Linked DNA regions of Homo sapiens: region 2 is linked to region 1. A link is an interaction called in ENCODE POLR2A ChIA-PET data of the cell type or tissue named here. Cell type or tissue: GM12878. All regions are shown on one strand. Each heading gives the region's core, and the rest is flanking DNA. Links, peaks and the distances in the headings are about the cores only.

Region 1 (2,918 bases), core at 240-2,739:
ATCCTTGGAAAGATACATGTATTCAGAGAGTGGGAAATAAAACCCTGCAAAGTTTCAGGAAATTTCTACATTGGTTAAGTTTTTAGAGGTCCAGTGGTCTGAGACATGCTGGGATATCTATCCAAAGTCAAGGTCAGATATTGCATCTCATGCCTCCCACCACTAAGAAAAAAAGAAGTGCGATGCCAATCTTCTTAGGACTCTGGAGCAATATTTCACAGTTAGGAATACAACCCTGACCAATTTACTAGCTGACACTGAAAGACATCAACTTTGAGTGGGGCCAAAAGCAGAAAAGGCCTCTGCAGCCTTGTGACCTAGCAGAACGTAAGAGACTGGAATGTCTGTGGTTGGAGAAGATGTTGGTTTTGGTTTGGCAAGCTCTCAGAGGAGAATCATAATGTAGGCCCCTGAAGCTCTGGAGCAAATCCATGCCATCTGCAGCAGGAAAATACCCACCACTTGAAAAGCAGCTCTTGAAATGCTCCTGGGCTCCGGTAGAGACACAGAACCTGACTATAGGACATCAAGTAACCAAGTGGCCAGAACTAACCATCAAAAGCTGGGCTCTGTCAGATCCTCCATGTCATTAGGAAGAGTGGGCCCAGCAAGAACATATTGTGGCGACAGAGTGAGACCCTGTCTCAAAAAACAAAACAAAACAACAACAACAACAAAAACATTGTAAGATAGAGGTGGCATCTTTGATATCAGGCATAAGCAGGATCAGAGGGCAAAGCAAGCTTCAAAGCAAGTGGCCCAGACTCCCAGGTCACTCAGCAGTGTTGCACTGACATCTCTCTTCAGCTCTCACCTATGGCCCTGTCAGGGATCCCTGTGACTTGCTGACAGGGAAGGCAAAAGCCCAAGCTTTGCTCACAGATGGATTGGCATGGTAAACGGGGAAAAGCCAAAAAAGAGAATCCTGCTGCATTGCAGCCTCACTCAGAAGCAGCTCTGGAAGATAGTGGTGAGGGGAAATCCTTCCAGGGACAAAGATTTGGACAGTATATCTGGTCATCCCCTTTGTGTGGAAAGAGAAGTAGCCCTACATGAGAATATTCACATGGGCAGAATATTCACACAGTCACATAGTCAGTGGCAAATGCCCCGGTTGGTTCGTCAAGGGCTTGAGAAGAAAGAGTGAAAGAACAAGGACAAAAAGGTCTGAGAGCCAGGGCATGGTGGCACACGCCTGTGGTCCAGCTTGGGAGGCTGAGGTAAGAGGATTGCTTGAGCCCAGGAATTCAAGGCTTCAGTGAGCTATGATTGCAGCCCTGCACTCCAGTCTGGGCAACAGAGTGAGACTCTGTAACGATAGGAGTGGTCTTGAAGTGTACGATCTTTGTACAACATGTTATGCCCACCAGAGAGCATCCATTACAAAGGAAGCATTGAACAGATAAGTAGACAGAATGACTCAGCCATTGTCATCAGCCACCCCAGCTCTGAACAATGGGTACAATGAATGGAGTAACTGGTCGTAGAGATGGAGGTGATGCATGGGCCCACCAGCATGAGCTCTGTGATGACTAATTTTAGGTGTCAACTTGACTGGATTGAGGGACGCCTCCATGGCTGGTGAAGCATTGTTTCTGGATATGTCTATGAGGGTGTTTCCAGGGGAGATTGACATATGAGTCAGTAGACTGAGCTTTAAAATCCCCTCTTCTTCTCTCTCTCTCTCTCCCTCCAGTATATCCTATTGGTTCTGTCTCTCTGGAGAACCCTGACTAATACAAACTCCTACTCACCAAGGCTGAAATAGCTATGGCTGCTGCCAGTGTTCAATCTGTCATTAATAAACGCCAGGGCTAAGCCCCCATATGGTTCTATCCCACGAGAAGAACAAGCAGCCGTTCAGGGACAAGTTGATGACATTATACCCCACCACCTTTGACTGAAATTGACACGTATTCTGAATATAGGTTTGCCTTTCCTGCCCATAGGGTCTGCCCGTAACTAGTACCACTCTCCAAGGACTTACAGAGTGTTTGATCCATCAACATGAAGTCTGGCCGGGCACGATGGCTCACACCTGTAATCCCAGCACTTTGGGAGGCTGAGGCGGTTGGATCACTTGAGGCTAAGAGTTTGAGATCAGCCTGGCCAATGTGGTGAAACCCCGTCCCTACTAAAAATACAAAAATTAGCAGGGCATGGTGGTGCGCACTTATAATCCCAGCTACTTGGGAGACTGAGGCAGGAGATTTGCTTGAACTTGAGAGGCAGAGGTTGCAGTGAGCCAAGATCATGCCAATGCACTCCATCCAGGGCCACACAGTGAGACTCCAACAACAATAACCAAAAAAAAAAAAAAAAAAAAAACATGGAAAACAATGAAATCTGAATTACATTACTCTAAAAGATCAACATTACAGCAGTGGGGATATGGCAGTGGGCATGTGACAAAAGGATCTACTGATCTTTCTTTTTTTTGAGATGGAGTCTCTGTTGCCCAGGCTGGAGTGCAATGGCACAATCTCAGCTGACCTGCTACCTCCACTTCCCAGGTTCAAACAATTCTCCTGCCTCAGCCTCTCAAGTAGCTGGGATTACAGGCACCCGCCACCACGCCTGGCTAATTTTTGTATTTTTAGTAGAGACAGGGTTTCACTATGTTGGCCAGGCTAGTCTTGAACTCTTGACCTCAGGTGATCTGCCTGCCCCCAAAATGCTGGGATTACAGGCATGAGCCACTGTGCCAAGTTCTTTTTTTTTTTTTTTTGAGACGGAGTCTCACTCTGTCACCCAGGCTGGAGTGCAATGGCGCGATCTCGGCTCACTGCACACTCCGCCTCCTAGGTTCAAGCGATTCTCCTGCCTCACCCTTCTGAGTAGGTGAGATAACAGGCGCATGCCACCAAGCTTGGCTAATTTTTGTATTTTTAATAGAGACAGTGTTTTGCCATGTTGGC
Region 2 (2,918 bases), core at 127-2,626, 310 kb before region 1:
AGCCCCCTACAGGCTGGATCTGGATCCTAGGGAAGAAGAAGATGGGAGATCTCCCCCTTTGGGTCCTGACTCAATAGAACCCAAATGTAGGCCAGTAGCGGAACCTCTGTGCTAGCCAGAGTCAGGCCAGAAGTCAGTCAGGTGCTGCATCCAAGAACAATCTAGCATCGGAGAAGCGGCTTAAGGGTGTCAGAATATAATGTATAAAACCACAAGTTGTATAGGGTCACCCCGTGGGGTAGTTATCCGACTGAATGTACATTTATTAGTTATACATACTTGCAAAAGATTGCACACAGGCCTGTTAGTCATTATTATTAGTATTATTTTACATATGTAATATTATTGCAAATGTTATATCTTTATTATATAATACTTAAGCCTGGCACATATAGCTAGTTGATAAATACCACTTTTTTTCTTTGTTACTAGATAACTTACTGGAGTGGATAAATGCACTTAATAGCTTTTGGAGACCTCTTTTTCTTCTGGGGGTACCTGAGGCATTTCTTGCTTTCTTTTTTTTTTTTTTTGAGATGGAGTTTCGCTCTTGTTGCTCAGGGTGGAGTGCAGTGGTGCGATCTCGGCTCACTGCAACCTCCGCCTCCCAGGTTCAAGTGATTCTCCTGCCTCAGCCTCCCTAGTAGCTAGGATTACAGGCATGTGCCACCACACCCGGCTAATTTTGTATTTTTAGTAAAGACGGAGTTTCTCTATGTTAGTCAGGCGGGTCTCGAACTCCCGACCTCAGGTGATCCACCCACCTCGGTGTCCCAAAGTGCTGGGATTACAGGCATGAGCCACCGCGCCTGGCCACATTTCTTGCTTTCTTGTAACTTCAAAAGCCAGTTTTAGCTGGGAGCAATGGTTCACGCCTGTAATCCCAGCATTTTTGGAGGCCGAGGCAGGCGGATCACCTGAGATCAGGAGTTTGCGACCAGCCTGGCCAACATGGTGAGACCCCACCTCTACTAAAAATATAAAAATTAGCCAGGCATGATAGCGCGTGCCTGTAGTCCCAGCTACTTGGGAGGCTGAGGCAGGAGAATCACTTGTACCTGGGAGGTGGAGGTTGCAGTGAGCCGAGATCATGCCACTGCACTCCAGCCTGGATAACAGAGTGAGATTCTGGCTCAAAAAAAAAAAAAAAAAAAAAGCCATTTGTGATCATTAACATCAATAGAATATATGTCAGCATAAATACTGCCACAGAGCACTACTCAGCCAGTTGGGCAACTCACTCTTCTCTACCAAAAGCTTTACAGGTTATCAAAGCAAGTGGGTTTACTGTGGGAGGCTACTGTGAATTTTGGAAATTAATGTTGAGGGACTAGCGCAGTGGCTCACACCTGTAATCCCAACATTTTGGGAGGCCGAGGCAGGCGGATCACGAAGTCAGGAGATTGAGACCATCCTGGCTAACACGGTGAAACGCCGTCTCTACTAAAAATACAAAAAATTACCCAGGCATGGTGGCATGTGCCTGTAGTCCCAGCTACTCGGGAGGCTGAGACAGGAGAATCACTTGAACCTGGGAGGTGGAGGTTGCAGTGAGCTGAGATCGCACCACTGCACTCCAACCTGGGCAACAGAGCGAGACTCTATCTCAAAAAAAGAAAGAAAGAAAGAAAATTAATGTTGTTAGGAACTGTTGTAGTGGAATAAAAACTCAGTGATAAAGAATTGAGGAGAAACAACGATAACAAAAAAGGAGGGCAATAAATTTGTGCCTAGCAACTCTGAATTGCTTACTATACATTTCCTAAGAGTTATTCTAAAATGATGCCCTGGTACTTAAAAATAACTGAGCAGGCTGGGCGTGGTGGCTCACACCTGTAATCCCAGCACTTTGGGAGGCCAAGACCGGCAGATGACGAGGTCAGGAGATCGAGACCATCCTGGCTAACACAGTGAAACCCCGTCTCTAATAAAAATACAAAAAAATAGCCGGGTGTGGTGGCAGGCACCTGTAGTCCCAGCCACTCGGGAGGCTGAGGCAGGAGAATGGCGTGAACCCAGGAGGCGGAGCTTGCAGTGAGCCAAGATTGCACCACTGCACTCCAGCCTGGGTGACAGAGCCAGACTCCATCTCAAAAAAAAAAAAAAAAAAAAAAAAAAACTGAGTAATTTATTACTTTCTTTGATAATATGTTGCAAATTGTTTAGAATACATTCACAGGCAGTACATTTCTGTCCCAGTATCACTGTATGAGCAAATACTGAAGGAGTTTGCAGACATCTGCTTTACAGTAGACAGGAGATAGATGTTCCAATTGGATATAGCCCATGTGTGTAGTAAAGTCTGGTTATAGGAAATTACAGATTAAAAAAGACTGTTGTTGTAAACATGTATCCCTGCACGCAGTAAGGTTAAACAGAAGATCCACAACAAACCAAATTAACAATTACTAAGTCAGACTAACAGTTACTTATAGTTAAAAAGCAAGAATAGCAGGGATTGGAAAACAAAACCAACTCAGGAGCCCTGATAATAGCATGTCCTTTCCTATAGGTGGGGAAGTCTCACCCCCTGAATGCACCTATAGAGCTAGAGCTTGGCACTGCTATGTGGAAGCCAGACTTCTGAGAATACTGAGTTTCTGAGTACTTCATTTTTAGACAGTAACTCTTAATCATTTAGGTGGTTTTTAATAAGTAGACCTAGGTGGTATAGATACATCTGGGGTCATTTCACAGGCCCCTGGGGAGGTGAGCCATTCTTTATAGGAAGAGCTCCTCCCTTGAGAGGACTGACCACCCATGTGTTGGCAGTGCCGTTACGCACGGGGAAGTTACGCACAGGGAAAATGCTCGAAGGGTAGGCACGGATGAATGATGAATTAACAATGGGTGATTTTTATTGTGTTTGCTTGTCTGTATTTTCTGAAATAAACCTATTATTTTTGGTTAATTTTTTT

What was found. ChIA-PET counts read pairs that join two places held together with the same protein. Peaks named below come from ENCODE experiments on the same cell type or tissue, not always from the same donor. Only the 100,000 strongest peaks of a DNase experiment are listed, where the experiment ranks them.
Region 2: POLR2A ChIA-PET joins it to region 1 with 9 read pairs; 2 of 35 experiments call an interaction of 5 or more read pairs at or near these places.

Annotation. Positions count from the first base shown.
Region 1 is chr1:154,303,779-154,306,696 of GRCh38, reverse strand. No RefSeq gene overlaps it. Among named protein-coding and RNA genes, the nearest start is that of AQP10, 16 kb to the left of the region's middle. In GM12878, for the core only: no CTCF peak of the experiment used is centred there; a DNase peak (open chromatin) is centred at 1,529.
Region 2 is chr1:154,611,520-154,614,437 of GRCh38, reverse strand. It overlaps a transcript of ADAR not described here. Among named protein-coding and RNA genes, the nearest start is that of ADAR, 4.8 kb to the right of the region's middle. In GM12878, for the core only: no CTCF peak of the experiment used is centred there; no DNase peak of the experiment used is centred there; H3K27ac peaks cover 62 bases.